Linked DNA regions of Homo sapiens: region 2 is linked to region 1. A link is an interaction called in ENCODE POLR2A ChIA-PET data of the cell type or tissue named here. Cell type or tissue: OCI-LY7. All regions are shown on one strand. Each heading gives the region's core, and the rest is flanking DNA. Links, peaks and the distances in the headings are about the cores only.

What was found. Peaks named below come from ENCODE experiments on the same cell type or tissue, not always from the same donor. Only the 100,000 strongest peaks of a DNase experiment are listed, where the experiment ranks them.
Region 2: POLR2A ChIA-PET joins it to region 1 with 11 read pairs; 4 of 35 experiments call an interaction of 5 or more read pairs at or near these places.

The regions. Positions count from the first base shown.
Region 1 is chr4:152,466,537-152,474,712 of GRCh38, forward strand. The region is part of intron 2 of FBXW7 (F-box and WD repeat domain containing 7); the gene reads right to left. Among named protein-coding and RNA genes, the nearest start is that of MIR3140, 19 kb to the right of the region's middle. In OCI-LY7, for the core only: no CTCF peak of the experiment used is centred there; no DNase peak of the experiment used is centred there.
Region 2 is chr4:152,641,431-152,649,606 of GRCh38, forward strand. TMEM154 (transmembrane protein 154) reads right to left here. Exons shown (of 7, transcript NM_152680.3): 4 at 2,985-3,012; 5 at 1,658-1,743. Among named protein-coding and RNA genes, the nearest start is that of TMEM154, 34 kb to the right of the region's middle. RefSeq lists enhancers at 1,784-1,853, 2,999-3,058. In OCI-LY7, for the core only: no CTCF peak of the experiment used is centred there; DNase peaks (open chromatin) are centred at 2,091, 2,961 and 4,331; H3K4me3 peaks cover 2,970 bases; H3K27ac peaks cover 4,377 bases.

The sequences.
Region 1 (8,176 bases), core at 1,555-6,554:
AGAGCGAGACTCCATTTCAAAAAAAAAAAAAAATTAAAGACATTTACTTAATAGAGGAAAAACTTACATATTCCATACATAAGTTTACAAAAACACCAAAATATCATTGCTTAAAAATAATCTGGGTTGGGCGTGGTGGCTCACACCTGTAATCCCAGCACTTTGGGAGGCCGAGGTGGGCGGATCACGAGGTCAGGAGATCGAGACCATCCTGGCTAACATGGTGACATGCCATCTCTACTAAAAATACAAAAAATTAGCCAGGCGCGGTGGCGGGCACCTGTAGTCCCAGCTACTCGGGAGGCTGAGGCAGGAGAATGGCGTGAACCCAGGAGGCAGAGCTGGCAGTGAGCTGAGATCGCGCCACTGCACTCTGGCCTGAGCGAAAGAGCGAGATTCCGTCTCAAAATAATAATAATAATAATCTGTACAAGATTAAAATCAGTGAGATTATCAAAATCTATTCCTTCTTCACAAGAAAGATAAGAACCTGATAATCCTTAGTCTAAAAAGCAATGGTTTCTTAAACTATGAAATAAAATATGCAGTAATTGTCATAATAAACTATTGATATGGTTTGGCTGTGTCCAAACCCAAATCTCATCTTGAATTGCAGTTCTCACAATCCCCAAGTGTTGTGGTGGGACCCAGTGCAAGGTAATCGAATCATGGGGATGATGACCTCCATGCTGTTCTCATAATAGTGACTGAGTTCCCACAAGATCTGATGGTTTTATAAGGGGCTTTTCCCCCGATTCACTCTGCACTTCTCCTTGCTGTCACCATGTGTTTGGTTCCTCTTCTGCCACAACTGTAAGATTCCTGAGGCCTCTCCAGCCCTGAGGAACTGTGAGTCAATTAAGCCTCTTTCCTTTATAAACTACCCAGTCTTGGGTATATGTCTTTATCAGCAGCGTGAGAACGGACTAATAACATCTATTAAGGATGGCCCCTCCCTTCTTCAATCCAAAAAAAACTAAACATAAATTCACAAGACTAATATCAATAAACATATCACACACAGCTAATATTTTCACAGTAACACATGGGATCAAAACGTAAGGTTTTGCTTAAAACAATTAGCTGAGGAACTGAAGCACAAATACAAGGATAATTGCCTCCTTTGGGCTTTGACTGTCAAACACAAGAAATGCCAATGCTTTTTCGTAGTCCTATGACGATTAAAACTTTGTCATAGACCCAGGCTATCAGTGAGTATTTATTTAAAAACAAATCTGCAATATAACACCAAAAGAACAAGCAACAAAAAACAGATCAGCTGAACTTCAAAATTAAAACTTTTCTGCTTCAAAGGACACCATCATAAAAGTAAAGAGATAATCCATAGGAGAAAATATTTGCAAATCATGTATGTGATAAGGGACTAGTTTCCAGAATATATAAAGAATGTTTACAATATTCAACATTAAAAAGATAATCTTTTTTTTTTTAATGGGCAAAGGAGTTGAACAGATATTTCTCCAAAGAAGATATATGGTCAATAAGCATGTGAAATGATGCTTATCATTAGTCATTATCCAAATCAAAATCACAATGGGATACAACTTCATACCTACTAGAATGGCTGAAATACAAAAGACTGACAATAAGTGTTTATGAGGTCGTGGAGAAATTACAATCCTCATACATTGTTGGTGGTATTGTAAAATGGTACAGCCATTTTGAGAGTTCCTCAAAGAGTTACACACAGGTACTATATTATCGAGCAATCCCACCCCATCCATATATACTCAAAAACGTATCTACACAAAACTTATATAAGAATGTTCACAGAAAAGCGCTCCTAATAGCCAAAAAAAGAAGTGGATACAACTCATTAACTGATGAATACACAAATGATATACAAAGAAATATTCAGCCACAAAAATGAATGAAACACTGATACATGCTACAACATGAGTGAAGCTTTAAATATCATGCTAAATTAAAGAAGCCAGACACAAAAGGACAAATATTTTATGATTCTGTTTTTATAAAATGCCCAGAATAGGCAAACCTATACAAACAGAAAGTGTATTAGTGGTTGCCTAGGGCTGGGTGATAGAGGGCGTCCAGAAGAAGGATGATGAAAGTAACCTAAGATTACAAAGTACTGGTAGTTGCATAACTTGGTGAATATATTAAAATATCACTGAATTGTACACTTAGAGATGAAATCTCCTGGTATATAAATTTCATCTCAATAAAACTGTCACTAAAATTAATAAATTTGCTAAGATGAAATATACATGATAAGCATATAACACAAAGACGACTGCTTCCCTCTAACTCAAATATACGCATCAATAGGGAAAAAAATGACAATAAGTTACTCTTTTGTACTTAATACAACTCCAGAAATCAGTTACCACCTTCTAAAGTAGTAAAAATCTGTTTAAGAGATCTCTGTGGCATCATTTGCTCCTAAAAGTATTTATATTTATTACAAATTTACAGTAAACAGAACAGTATAACTGTTGAACATTTAGGCACCTACTGTAGTTACTATAAAATTTAAGAAAAATAATTTGGTCAAATATTTGCTGTTTCAAACACATTAAAAAGTATAATAAAAGAAGCCAATGCTTATCACTAAATATTTCCTCCTTAATAATCTGCTATTGACTATATTAAAAACAACCAAAAGCCTATACTATGACACCTCATTATGCAATGTCTCAGCACTTCTTTCCCATTCTGAAGCATATTTAATAACTTTAAAATCTATTATGATTAACCAAATCATTTTATATCTATATAATCACCATAGTACACAGGTATAAAATACTATGTAGTTGAAGTAAAATACATTCTGAGATTGACTCACCTACCTTTACTCAAAAATAAAAAAGTAAAAGCTTTATCTATGAAATCATAAGTTTATGAAATTCTTAACTACAGACACCTACAAAATTTTTCATATTTTAAGCTTGGAACAAAGAATAATCTAAACAGGAAATGCATAGACCCTGACCACAGTATTTGGTTCATGTTGGCATGTTGCAGCAAACAGGACCTAAATACAAGGAGGAGTCAAGCAATGGATGGCTAAAGAACAAATCTGTATTAGTGTTTTCACAAAAAAGAAATACTACAAAATCTCAAGTAGGGGAAATCCTGTTTTATTCATAAAGTATTAGCATTCCTGCTCACTAAAACCATTTCTTTCCTTGAACTCTTAATAATAAGGCTGTACACTGAAAGAATCTCTGGACACAACATAAAGAACAAGAGAGAAAAGGATTGGAATAGGTTTAAGGAGACAAAAATTCTAGTAACCAAGTAAAATTTAAAATATTAATTATAACTATAATTTACACTCACTATTGTAAATGTCATTCATGTAGCATATGTGTAAACTTAAGTAACACGCAAAATATTTAACATGGAGAATATTTACTTACCAAATATTTAGATAGCCTTTTTAAAATCCTGCTGGTGGTTGAGATTCCCTATATAATAAAATTTTTTAAAAAAGAAGATGAAACCATTTTCAACTTCAGAGTTACACCTACTCTGTAATGTCTACCTAAGAATTCCATTTAATGACGGTAATTTGTTTCAGTAAAACAGTTTAAAATCCAAACCATATGCTAAAACTTTGGTATATTATACATATGAAACAATTTTTTCATAGCCTTATAATTTAAATTTTATAGGTAATATATAGAGATGCTAATGAATTATAAAGACATTGGCTGAATTTACTAGACCATGTAAAGAATGAGCTCTATCACAACTTAGACAAAAAATTATAGATCAAGACCACGGCATGCTAACAATGTCTTAGGGAAGCATTCATGCATTCAGTTCTTCCTGACAATCAACATATAATGTAACACATTCTGGTATCTAGTTACCATCTTTTAAGTGGCACCTAGACAATCTAACTATAGAGTCTACTGAGTTAAAACAGAGCCAATAAAGTGGGAAAATATTTCACACAGTATTCATTCTATGTTTATTAAAAAATTAACATGAGGAAGCATTTAAAAATCCATCCTATGTTGGTACTTAAAAATTAAAATATTTTATGCATAACAAAAAGAAATGTATAATGGGCAAATCAATTTTACTATTTACAAAAGCTAGCGGTTAATAATTTTATAATAAACTTATAGTACAAATCCTTTGCATCAAGTCGAGTCCAATTTATTTCAAAAATCTAGAATAAAAAGCACTAAATAATATTTATGAAGCTCTTCTTGTCTGCCAGGCAATTTACTCTGTATTTGAAAAAGCATATACATACATTTTTTAATCACCTCATGCCTCACGGAGATTAAGTCATCTGCTTAAACATTGTAGCTGCATTTGATGATAAAACTCAGTATTTTTAAACTACCAGTATGACTCCTCAAAAACAAAACATAACAAATAAGACATAAAATGACATATTAAGTAAAACTGACTGCCTTCTCTAAAGTCAGGAATAAAGCTGTTTTTAAATTCCTCTTAAAGAATCTGCAGAGTAAAAATCACATATCATAACTAGCAGAAAATGTTGCCATACTAGAAATTATAATATCACATATAAAAATAAAAATGCTTTCTCATGAGTAAGCCACATCAATAGATTTTCTATGACTACTACTGTTAAAATCAAAATCAGTAAAATGAATAACATCTATCCACAAGCCACAGAAAAGGTGGGAAAAAAAATAAGATATATTAGAGACCTATATATATAAAATTTTAAATAATAAAGCTTATATAGTGACAAGATAAATACTGTCACGATATTTAGGCATAGATTTAATACACAGCACATAAAAAAACTGAATTTCATTACAAACAAACAATTTCATTACAATTACAGGGAGGGAAGGAAGGAGGGAAGGAAGGAGAGAAGGAAGGAGGGAAGGAGGGAAGGAAGGAAGGAAAAAGGGAAGGAAGGAGGGAAGGAAAGAGAGAAGGAAGGAGGGAAGGAAGGAGGGAAGCAGGGAGGGAAAGGGGGAGGGAAGGGGAAGGGAATGGGGAGGGAGGGAGGGAGGGAAGGATGGAAGGAAGGAAGGAGAGAGAAAGGAAGAGAGAAAGAGAGAGGGAAAGAGGGAAAGAGAGAAAGAAGGAAAGAAGGAAATGACTGGCGCAGTGGCTCACACCTGTAATCCCAGCATTTTGGGAGACCCAGGCAGGAGGACTGCTTGAGGCCAGGAGTCCGAGATTAGTGTGGGCAACATAGTGAGATTCTGTCTCTACAAAAAAATTTAAAAATTACCCAGGTGTGGTGGCACATACCTGCAGTCCCAGCTACTCAGAAGGCTGAAGCAGGAGGACTGCTTGAGCCCAAGAGTTCAAGGCCGCAATAAGCTATGATAAGGCCACTGCACTCCAGCCTGGGTGACAGAGTGAGACCCTGTCTCTTAAAAAATAAAATAAAATTTAAATAAATTAAAAATGAAAATGCAAGCTACAGTGTAGGAGAAAATATCAGCAATGCACATGTTCCACTAAAGACTCATACCCAAAATATATTCTTTAAAAATACTTCAACTCAACAAAAAAAACAAACCGATTTTTAAGATAGGCTAAAGACCAAACAAAACTTCACAAAGACATACTACTACCCTCCAAAATGACTAACTTTTATCTAAAAAAAGACAATACCAAGTGTAAGCAAAAATCTGTAGCAACTGACATTCTAAAATACTGCAGGTAAAAATGTATAATAATATAATACAAACAGTATGGGAAACTGTTCGGAAGTGTCTACTAAGCTGAAGATAAACCCAAAGACTAAGTGATACTACCCCTGAGCATACACTCAATGGAAATGTGTACATATATGCACAAAAAAATATGTACGAGAATTATCACAGCAGCACTATTTGTAAGAACCCAAAATTGATATAATTTGAATGTCCATCAGCAGAAGGGAGAAATAAACTAAGGATATTCACACAATGAAACCCTAAGCCTCAGTGAAAATGAAAAATGCTGTAAGCCAAATATCCATCTCAAAAACATACTGCTGTGGGAAAGAAGCCAGTTTGAAAAAACTTATAAATCATATAGTCTTATATACTTTATGATTTATAAAAATTCAAAAAAAAGCCAAGCTAATCTCTAATTACAAAGTCAGAATATTAATTACCTTTCATGTAAAGGAATATGACAGATACAGGGAAGCTCCTGAGAAGCTGATATCTTGATCTGGGTTGTGGTTACAAAAGTGTGTTCATTTTGTAAAGTTCATCAATATAAAAAGCTCATATATACTTTGTGTATGTAAATTATACAATTTTTAAGTTTTTCTAATCAAAGATGAAAAATTACCTCTCAATAACTTTAAGCCATCACACTAATTTACTAATTAAAAAATCTGAATCTCCTAATAATGTATTTCAATTTATTTCTATTTATTATATAAAGGTAAATTAAATATCTCTGGTCATTTTATATAAATATGTTTAAGAGTAGTTTCAATATAAATTTTACCAGCAAGGGATTCCTTATTATTTTCTACTAATGATAAAAAAAATTTCCCGTAAAATCTTGCTAATGCCCAGCCTGGCAACATAGGGAGACCCCGTCTCTATGAAAAATACATCTTTTTACTTAGCTGGGTGTGGTGATGTACACCTGTAGTCCCAGCTACTCAGGAGGCTGAGGTGGGAAGATAGCATGAGCCCAGGAGGTGAAGGCTACAGTGAGCAGTGACCTGCACTGCACTCCAGGCTGGGCGACAGAGCAAGACTGTCTCCAAAAACAAAAACAAAAACAAAAGTCTTGCTAATGCTTTCCTAGACAGACTCAAGTTAAATTTACAAATATGTAATTCTGCACACATTTTAAAAGCATTAATAGTTTAGTAAGATGTTGATTTCAAAAGCAACCAGATAGCCAAGCCAGGCATTCATAAAAACTTTAAAGCAAAGTACTCGGCCCTGTTGCTTAGAAAATCTTACATTTTTTAAAGCAGTACCTTTGGAATCTTTTGAAGAAAAACCTGTATATATATTTTAAAAGATGAGGTCTTACTCTTTTGCCCAGGCTGAAGTGCAGTGGCATTACCATAGCTCACCACAGCCTCAAACTCCTGGGCTCAAGCAATCCACCTCAGCTTCTGGAGTAGCTAGGACTACAGGTGTGCACCACCACGCCTGCCTAATTTTTTTTTTATTTTCCATAGAAACTGGGTCTTGTTATGTTGCCCAGGCTGCACAAAACTGACTTTTTAAGTCAGTCTAACTCCACAACCTCTCCAAGCATGAAACATGCTTCTTCCAATTCAGATACTTATCTTTCTAAATGGCATATTTTCACCAAGAATAACTTGAGACTTACAGTGATCATTATGGGCAACTTTTGATATGAACAAAATTGTTAATTTGAAAGGCACTCTAGAACAAAAAAGGAAAAAATCCCTCCCTTATGAGAAATTTGTCTTTTCTTCCTAAAAGAGAAAGATTAACTTATTGAAAATAAGGGAAACCTCCCCAGGGGTCACATATCTCAGCAAAAAAAAGACAAATACTAGACAGACTAGGAATATAGTTTAGGGTCCACTTTGAAGCCAAGAGCCAATGGTGACCAAATTAAGACAACAGATCCCATCCCAAACCTAAATAGCCCACAGAATCAGATAAAGGCTTATTAGGAAAATTAACCAAACTTTATAACTTCTAGTAACATTAAAGATCTCAGAGAAGACTGCAAAGATACAAGCAAAACAATCTTCCCTTAAAAGATGCACAATGAATTCAGCGACTGTATGCTGGTCATTCAGCAGTAAGTCTAATGAAGACTGCTCATGAATTCTAACCATGTAAATACTGGTAGTTTTAAATCTAGCATGTTTAGATAGTGTTCGTAAATTATTTTCCTAAGAGACTAATTATTTTGTTTTCAATTTTAATTATGGCGGTAGAAAAGTTGTAGCCAGCCAGGTAAAGGTTTTTAAAAAGCACAGACAACTAGTCAAGAGTTCTAAGTAGTTATGTGAACATCAGATTTTGAATGATCTAGGACAAAGCATTAGAAATCAATTCTCAAATTACCCATCACCTATTTGATTTAGCCTAATTGTAATATTTCACAAATCAAACTAGTACAAATCAACAGTTTATCTCTACCTTATACAGAATTGAATCCTATTATCTTGTATCTTTCAAAGGTCTTTTTAAAATTTCATCCCATAACATTTTTTTAAGATGGAGTCTCACTGTTGCCAGGC
Region 2 (8,176 bases), core at 1,502-6,501, 170 kb after region 1:
TATTACACCACTCGTTATTTTTAAGGGCAAAAAAATTCTTTGATTCTATCACCTATGTGTCAAAATAACTCAGCTTTAGTTGTCAAATAGAAATGCCTTTTCCAGTTTTCTGGTTTTAGTGAGTATGACAGAATCATGATTTTATATTTCACAAAATCTCTGGCACAAAACGTAATACAACAACATAGCAAGAAGAGATTGCCTTTCTGTGGTGAATTTTTTTCTTCTACCTTTTTTTTTTTTTTTTTTGCATTTTCCAAATTCTACTATGTATGCATATTACTTTTAGCAACTGAAAAACAACAAAACGAGACTCCTGAAGGACTATCTCAATGACCCGCCCCATCCTCAAATAGAATGGCTTTACAGAGTCCTTCTTTCCTCAATATGAAAAACTGTTAGAAATTGTACAAGTTAGCTGAGTGGCTCTTTTTTGAAATCACACCTTGATAAGCCTCTGGTAGCAATAATTCTTTTTTTTTTTTTTTTTTTTTTTTTTTTTTTTTTGTTGAGATGGAGTCTCGCTCTGTCACCCAGGCTGGAGTGCAGTGGCACAATCTCGGCTCACTGCAACCTCCGCCTCCTGGGTTCAAGCTATTCTCCTGCCTCAGCCTCCCTAGTAGCTGGGAGTACAGACATGTGCCACACCCAGCTAATTTTGTATTTTCAGTAGAGATGGTGTTTCACCATGTTGGCCAGGCTGGTTTCGAACTCCTGACCTCAGGTTATCCACCCGCCTCGGCCTCCAAAAGTGCTGGGATTATAGGCGTGAGCCACCGTGCCTGGCCTGGTAGTAATAGTTCTTATAACCAGTCTCTGAATTTTCTAACTCTACTGTAGAGTGTTGAATTTGACAGACCCTAGGGTATTTTTTTAAGATAAATGGTAAAAAATACAAATGACATGATAATGCTGGGTTTTATTCATTTAATCTAAGTAGTAAAAATAATTAATTTTTAAAGGGAATTTGAAAAAGAAAAAGCAGCTGTCATCATTTTAAAGTCCCATTATTGATTTACTAAAAAGTAAGGAACATATACTTCCATTACTGCCAGATATCAATTGGAAATTGTTATATGGGGTATGTATATCACCATCTACATGAGCAATGTCCAATAGAGCATTCTAAAGTGATAGAAATATTCTACATTACACTGTCCACTTAGTAGCCATTGGCTACTAAACACTCAATATTTTTTAATTTTAATTTTAATTAATTTAAATTTAAATAGCCACATTTGGTGATTATCTATTACGTTGAACAGCACAGATCTATGGATACTACATTTGATAAAGTTTTATATCCATAGTCAGTTTAAAATTGTAGATCTTTAAATTCTGTAATGTATAAGGTAATGCCAGATGCTAACTTTTTCCAGATCATTTGGCCTCAGAGATTTCCTTTCTTGAATAAAATACCATTTTCTGCTTCAAAAAGACCATTTCAACAACTTGTACAGAAATAAAAACAAGTGGCAACAATTAAGCTGAATATTTAAGTATTGTCAGACCAGGTTTATTATCTGCATGTACCAGATCTAATGTGGGATTGGGTTCTTCTGTCTCACTCCAGGATTTATTGAGATATTTATAAAGCTGTTGCAGCCTTCTGTTACTAGAGAGGAAAGAAAAAAAACAACTTTAGGTTACCACATACCATTTCTATTCATGCTGTTCATCCATTTATCAAGCTCTTCCATTTCAATTTCCATAACAGAGGGTGTATCTTCCTCAAAAATAGGGCTAGAAATAGAGAGCAAAAGACTTGTTAGAAAGAAATGTGAAAGATGCCTAATTTCATTTGGAAAGAGACTAGAATGCTGATCCTGAGGAAGATGAACTTGATTCAGTGCCTTATGCTCTAGGGAAGCCTGGGGGCTTGCCCTATTCCAAACTACCAAACTTTAATAGGAAGAAAGGCTACCACACAAACAAACATACATTTATCACAGGTCCAAAAGTGGGGTGCCCACAGGCCCAACAAGTGGACAAAAAAGGGAACCCAGGAGGCTGACTGCTCCCCTGAAGGTGCAAAGTCAAGTCTGCAAGGCTCCCAGGGTGAGGCCCTTCCGGGGAGTTGCCATATGAAGCATTTTAGCCTTGCTTAATTTCACTTCCTGTTCCTTGGGGTTTTTTGATCAGTGCCCCAGGTCAAGAGGCCACTGTCAACAGGCTACAGTTATCACCTGTCCCTTCAATTCCCAGGCCTTTCTCTCTTGGAGAAATGGAGCAGTTGCTTTCAGAAATTCACCGCCCTCACTTGCAGAAGCTCAAAGTGCACAGTCAGGGGACAGAGTCCGTGGTTAGTGGAGATGGGGTTGGGGAAGGATGGACCACCAGCTCTGAAAGCAGCGTAGGCGGTACACTGCGTAGAGGAAGCGATAAAGTTTCTAAACCAGGAGGCTGCTTGGAAGATGGGGAGGATATGGCATCACCCCAGAACATGCTTCTGAGTGGAGGCTTGTTTTTCTCTCTCCCACCCCTCCTTCCCTCCCTCCTCTCCCTTCCTCCTGCTCCTCCCACTCTTCCCTTCTCCTCCTCTCTCTCTCCCATCCCTGGGGGTTCTTGCTGTGTGAACTTCTGCTTCGACCAGGGCTCCCTGCTAAATACCAGCTCAAGTATCTTTCCTGGTGATAAAATTTCTAATCAGAGTAAATGAACCAATGTCCTTGAAATACAGCTAGGGATAGAATATTTAACTGCTATGCACTTGAAATTGGTAGCAGTCAGGATTCTTTTCTGAATGTAGGACAATGAAATAAAACAGATGCCAAGCTGTCTTTGCCCAGATCACACTCACACGCTGGATAGGGTTTGGGGATGCCAGCACATCCTCCCTCAGGCTGCCAAGGATCTCCAACCCCGCCTGGGAAGCAGGAGAGTCCCGCAAGATGTCAGAACAAAAACACCTGAAAAGGCAGCTGTCCACCTTAACAGTTGCTGTTCACACCCCAGGTGGATCAGAAGCAGCAGGGAAAACTTACACTTTCACGTTTTCACTTCCCAGTTCATCTAAAAGGAAATGAACATAAAGGTCATGTTAGCTTTGTTCTTCTGTAACAACTTTTAATTTCAACAACAGCTGAAGTCTCCTTTACAAAGAGAGCAAAATGACATTAAGTAACATTTTTAAAGGAGCGATCATTAACTTAGAGTCAAAGAAGTGTGGATTGCCATATTAAAACGAGGTCCTAATCCGTGTGAAATCTGCTTTCTTTTAGATGTGGATGGTCTGCTGAGAACGCTCACTTCAGACCAGATGTTCATCCGTCTTTATTTTTTACATCCACAAGAAGAGGAAAACATTGGTAAGGAAAGGCAAGGGAGGGTGAAACAAGAGGGCTTGCTCCTTGGCCTCCTTCAGTAAAATGTCCCAGATCTAAAGGCTGCTGCTTCATCTCCTGTGATACACCATGCTGAACACTGTGACACTGTGCCTCACTCCTGGTGGAGGATGTGGGATCTTCCATCAAGGGCTCCCCTTGGAATTTTCCTTTTACCCCTGCTCTTGGCATGGCTGGATCCCTCACAACTTCAGGGTCCCAGCTTAAATACTCTTTCCTCGGGGAGGCCTTCCCCACCTACTCTATTTAAAGAAGGGCCCATCTTTCCTGTTGCTCCCCAGCTCAGCACCTTGCTTGCATCTTTCATAATATTGGCCACAATTTCTCATTGGTCAACCCGTCTGTTTGATTTTTTTTTTTCTGTCTGTCTCTCTCACTAGACAAAGTACAAAGGGGCAGGGATCGTGTCTGTCTTATTTATCGTGGTATCCCCTCAGCTCTGAGCCAGCTACCACAGTACCTTGTAAATGCCTAGTCAATATCAGTGGAATAAATGATTAGGTGTTAACCTCAATTGTCCAGCACTGGGGTTCAATTCATGTCCAATATTTCAGACTTAGCATAGTGAAACTTCCAACAAGCCTGTTTTTAGTTCCTGTTGGTTGAGGTGAGAGTCAGGTAACTGTTTACAAAATGGCTGTAATGCACATCAGACTCCAAATGAACAAGTGGTGAGAATTGGAGCCTGATGTCCCAGCTGAAGCCCTGTTTCATTTGGCAGGAGAACCAACACATCCAGAGAAATGAGGCAATGATGTTGAGTGGATAGCATAGGCCTGCTGCACCATTCATCATGTGAAACCTATTGAAAAGCAAACCACTTTGTAGGGGCCCACCAAATAGTCAGAGGTTTCTGATCCTTGGCACTTAAAGGCCTCCTATTGTCTGTCCTGGAGAAATGGAGGTCCTCAGTGAAGGAACACAACCAGCAGACACCTGGAACTGAGTTCCTGGCAGCAGTGAGCTGCTGTAATTTCCTGTGGGTTGGCAAGCTTGAATGGCATTGCTAATCCAGGAAAGCTGGGCACAGATGTAAGTTTCATGCCATCACCGCTTGCCTTCCAGGAGCTGCAGGCTATGTCCTCCTGCCCTCCAGTAGGCATCTAAAGCTTCCTGCAGATGCCTGACTCCTCAGAAACTTAGATGGGGGAAAGGAGAATACACACACACACACACACACACACACACACACACACACACACACAGACACCACAAACCCACACTTTCTATCTAAAATATAAAGGCTATTTCCTTAAGGAATTTTAATATAAATAAAGCTCCTACACAATTGAACATCCCTGCAGGTGACCCGTAAAGCTCCTCCTGTTTTGTCACTCCCTCCTCCTCCCTCTCCCTTTTCCCCTGCTGAATAAACCCCTGACTATTTTCCCAGACAGCAAGTGGCTGCATGGCCCCACCGTTGTGGGCATGGATATATCTTTATAATCCGGGTTCCCCACAGGCTTCAGGGTGAGCAAAAGCTAGCCTGCAAGCAGATGAAGGAAAACTTTTAAAAGCCATCACAAAAGTGCTCCAGATGCACCAAATGTGAAGCTCCTGTAATCAGTTTGAAAACAGAGCAAAAAGCTTTCTACGGCCTCATCTTCCCTGCTCCATGGCTATTACCTCTGCTCCAGCCACCATGGCAACAGAAAAACATCTGGGAGGGCACACAAAGAGCAGAGCATTAAACCAGGAGGAAGACCAATTACTTGTCCTCAGCAATCAGGCCCTGCCCGCTCCACTCCACCTGGCCTATATATATTTATGAATAGCCACCTATTCCCTTTGCAACCAGGAGGCAAATGCAGCTCTTACAAAGCTCCATCTCAAACCCCTATTCCATTTTCCCTCCAACAATCCTTCCATTTCATCTCCTCCAACCCACTTTGTCCTCCTCCTTCAGTTCCTACTTCCCCCCCACTTAGCCTGACAGTACTCTCCTCTCAGATCCTCTCCTCTGTGCATTCGATAGTGGGGTTGTCTGGTGGAGGCTAGGGGAGGGCAGGAGCTACAGGAGCCTCTGGCTTCCTTTTCTTGTTTCCACGCTGAGCAGTGAGCAAGAGAAAGAGTCTCTTTCCAGAAGATTTACTGAGTAAGCCAGGCATCATGTAGCCACAGCCTGTTTAAAGGGGTAGTTTATCGCCCGCTGTTTTCCCTGCAGCTCTTTCAGAGAGACCTCACACATCAAGACACTGCAAATTTCATACCAGGAGGTCTAGGAAGAATGAGAGCAGAACATCACGTTACTACATCATGTTTCCCTTTCCCTGAACATGAAATGGACAAGCCCAAAGGAAAAAGTAATTTCCAATCAGATGAAGTGTTCTAAAAGTTTTGGCCAAGTCCTCTCCCATTGTCAAATTTAAAGACTTATTTCCTAGTATAGTATAACAGACCAGGCTCTACCCAAGTGCAGTAAGAAACAGTATGTCTGCTTCTAACTTCCCAGGGGACATAGTGTGCAGGTGTCCATGCTCTCCTATAAAGCATTTCTGTGGGAGCTTTCCAAGCAAAACGCTGGTATGACCTTCCATGATAGTTGTATTTTACCTGAAAAAAAATCAAATTTTGCTCATGTAAATATTCTGCTTTTATTAACTTTTAGCATTCAGTTTTTCTGAAAAGTTGTCCATCTGTTAAGCAGTTAGTGATCACGTCTGTGTTAAAGCATTGGCTGATAAGAGAAAAAAATTCAAATAAAACTCTCCATCAAAAACTTTTGTGATAAGCCAATTGTTTTGAAATGCTAAGTTTTCTCTGTTGTTTTTTTTAAAGTTAGGCATATTTAAGGTAAAAATAATGTACCAATTTTTAGTAAGGATAATGTACAAATTTGACTTTCCCTCTGAGCGTAGATGTTCTTTAATAAACATTCTAATGTTCTTTAATTAAGTCACTTATTCAACAAACATATACAAGCAGCTAGTGTGTGTTGGGCTAGGCGTTGAGTTAGGTAAAGGGATGATAATAAGCTAGCACTTAGCACTTATGCCAGGTACTGATTTTTTCTAAGTGATTTGCCTATATAAACCATTTAATTCTCACAACTCTATGAGGTGGGTATTGAATTTGCCCATTTTACAGATGAAGAAACTTAATCAGAGAGTCACGGTGCCAGGAAGTGCAAGCCAACCAAGCAGTGTGTGTGGTTTGAGTCTGGACTCTCAACCTCAATGCCACACTGTCACACAAGACAAATAAGACTAGCTCTTGGTTCTCCTGGACCTTAACGACCACATCACCCAGAAAGAAAAGAAGAAAAAAGAGAAGGAAGGAAGGAAGGGAAACAAGTCACCAACTTATGACAATGTGAATACTGTGAACAAAGAGTGTGAACAAAGTATTCTGAGAGCACAGAAGAGATGGTAATTAATTTTTCCTAGGGGAGGATTATTCAAGGCTTCCTAAAAACTGGGCCCTAGCAGGGGGGCGTGGTGGCTCACACCTGTAATCCCAGTGCTTTGGGAGGCTGAGGTGGGAGGATCACTTGAGCCTAGGAGTTTGAGACTTGCCTGAGCAACATAGCAAGACTCCATCTCTACAAAACGTTTTTTAAAAATGTCAAAAACTACTCAGGCATGGTGGCACAGGCCTGTGGTACCAGCTACTCTGTAGGCTGAGGTGGGAGGATCACTTGAGCCCAGGAGTTTGAGGCTGCAGTGAGCTATGATTGTGCCACCGCATTCCAGCCGGGGTAACAGAGCAAGGCCCTGTCTCTTAAACAAAACAAAAACAGACCTGGGCCCTGGAAAAAGGGATGGCAGTTTGCCAAGCAGACAGGAAGAAAATTCCAGACAGAAGAAATGGTATCAACCAGGCATGGAGGCATCCTGAAAGTCAAGTCAAGTTCTGGGAATAGCAAATACTTCAAGTGTTGTTAGAGTGGAGGATGCATGGACCATGTCTGAGGTTGAGGCTGGCTCTCGCTTGTAAATGGCTTTTGAACCTTGAGACTTTCACAATGAAATTCAATGAAAAATCAATTTCTGGATTTGGAGCCTAAGAGCCTCACCATGTGAGTGGATACCTCCAACATCCCCCCACCCCTTGAGTCCATTAGGTAAAACCAGTCATGGTTTGGGGAAGGAAATTATGACTTTTCCTGAATTTTAAAAAATTTAAAAAGCTCTGTTTGCTTTTTTTTCTTAAGCTTAGAAAGAAGCCTCCATATGACCATGTTATTAGGAAGTCCTGAAATTTCAAGCAGTGGAGAAACATGTATTTCCCACTTCTTTGGAATCTATTATATGGGCCTCTGCCATGAAAGGAAATACTCTTCGGGGCTTCTTCCCCAGCTCACATTTGCCTCATCTGCTGACTGTGAAAGATTCCTCTGGCACAGAGACAGTGAGGTGGGCATGTGGGACAAGGGCATGGCCCCAAAGCCAGAGGTGCCCTGTCATGGGTGTGAGGGACATAAAGTGAGTTTTGTATACATGTATGACTATGTATTGTATTAGAGACGTTCCTATCCTTTGAGTAACTTTTTGGAAAGACTATAAAGGCTTTAACTTAAAAATCGAATCCGAGCGAGTTTTACTGGCACAAGCCAAAAGTACCCAAGTCTGCTTTAGACCTAGAACTACCCTGACTCCTAGCACGTGATGCTCCTTGAATCACAACTGAATACTCTCAAAGTGGGTCTCTGACTGAGGGAATTTTCTATAATTGGTTTTCGGATTGATGTTAGTAATCTTTAGACAGTTGAAGAATTTGATTATAAAAGTTAGCATAGCTTCAATGGGAATAAGAACAATGCTTCCTCCAGGACTTTTCAAGATCAAATTGGGATGTGGGGTGGGGGAGAAAATAAAATCTGTAACAGAAAT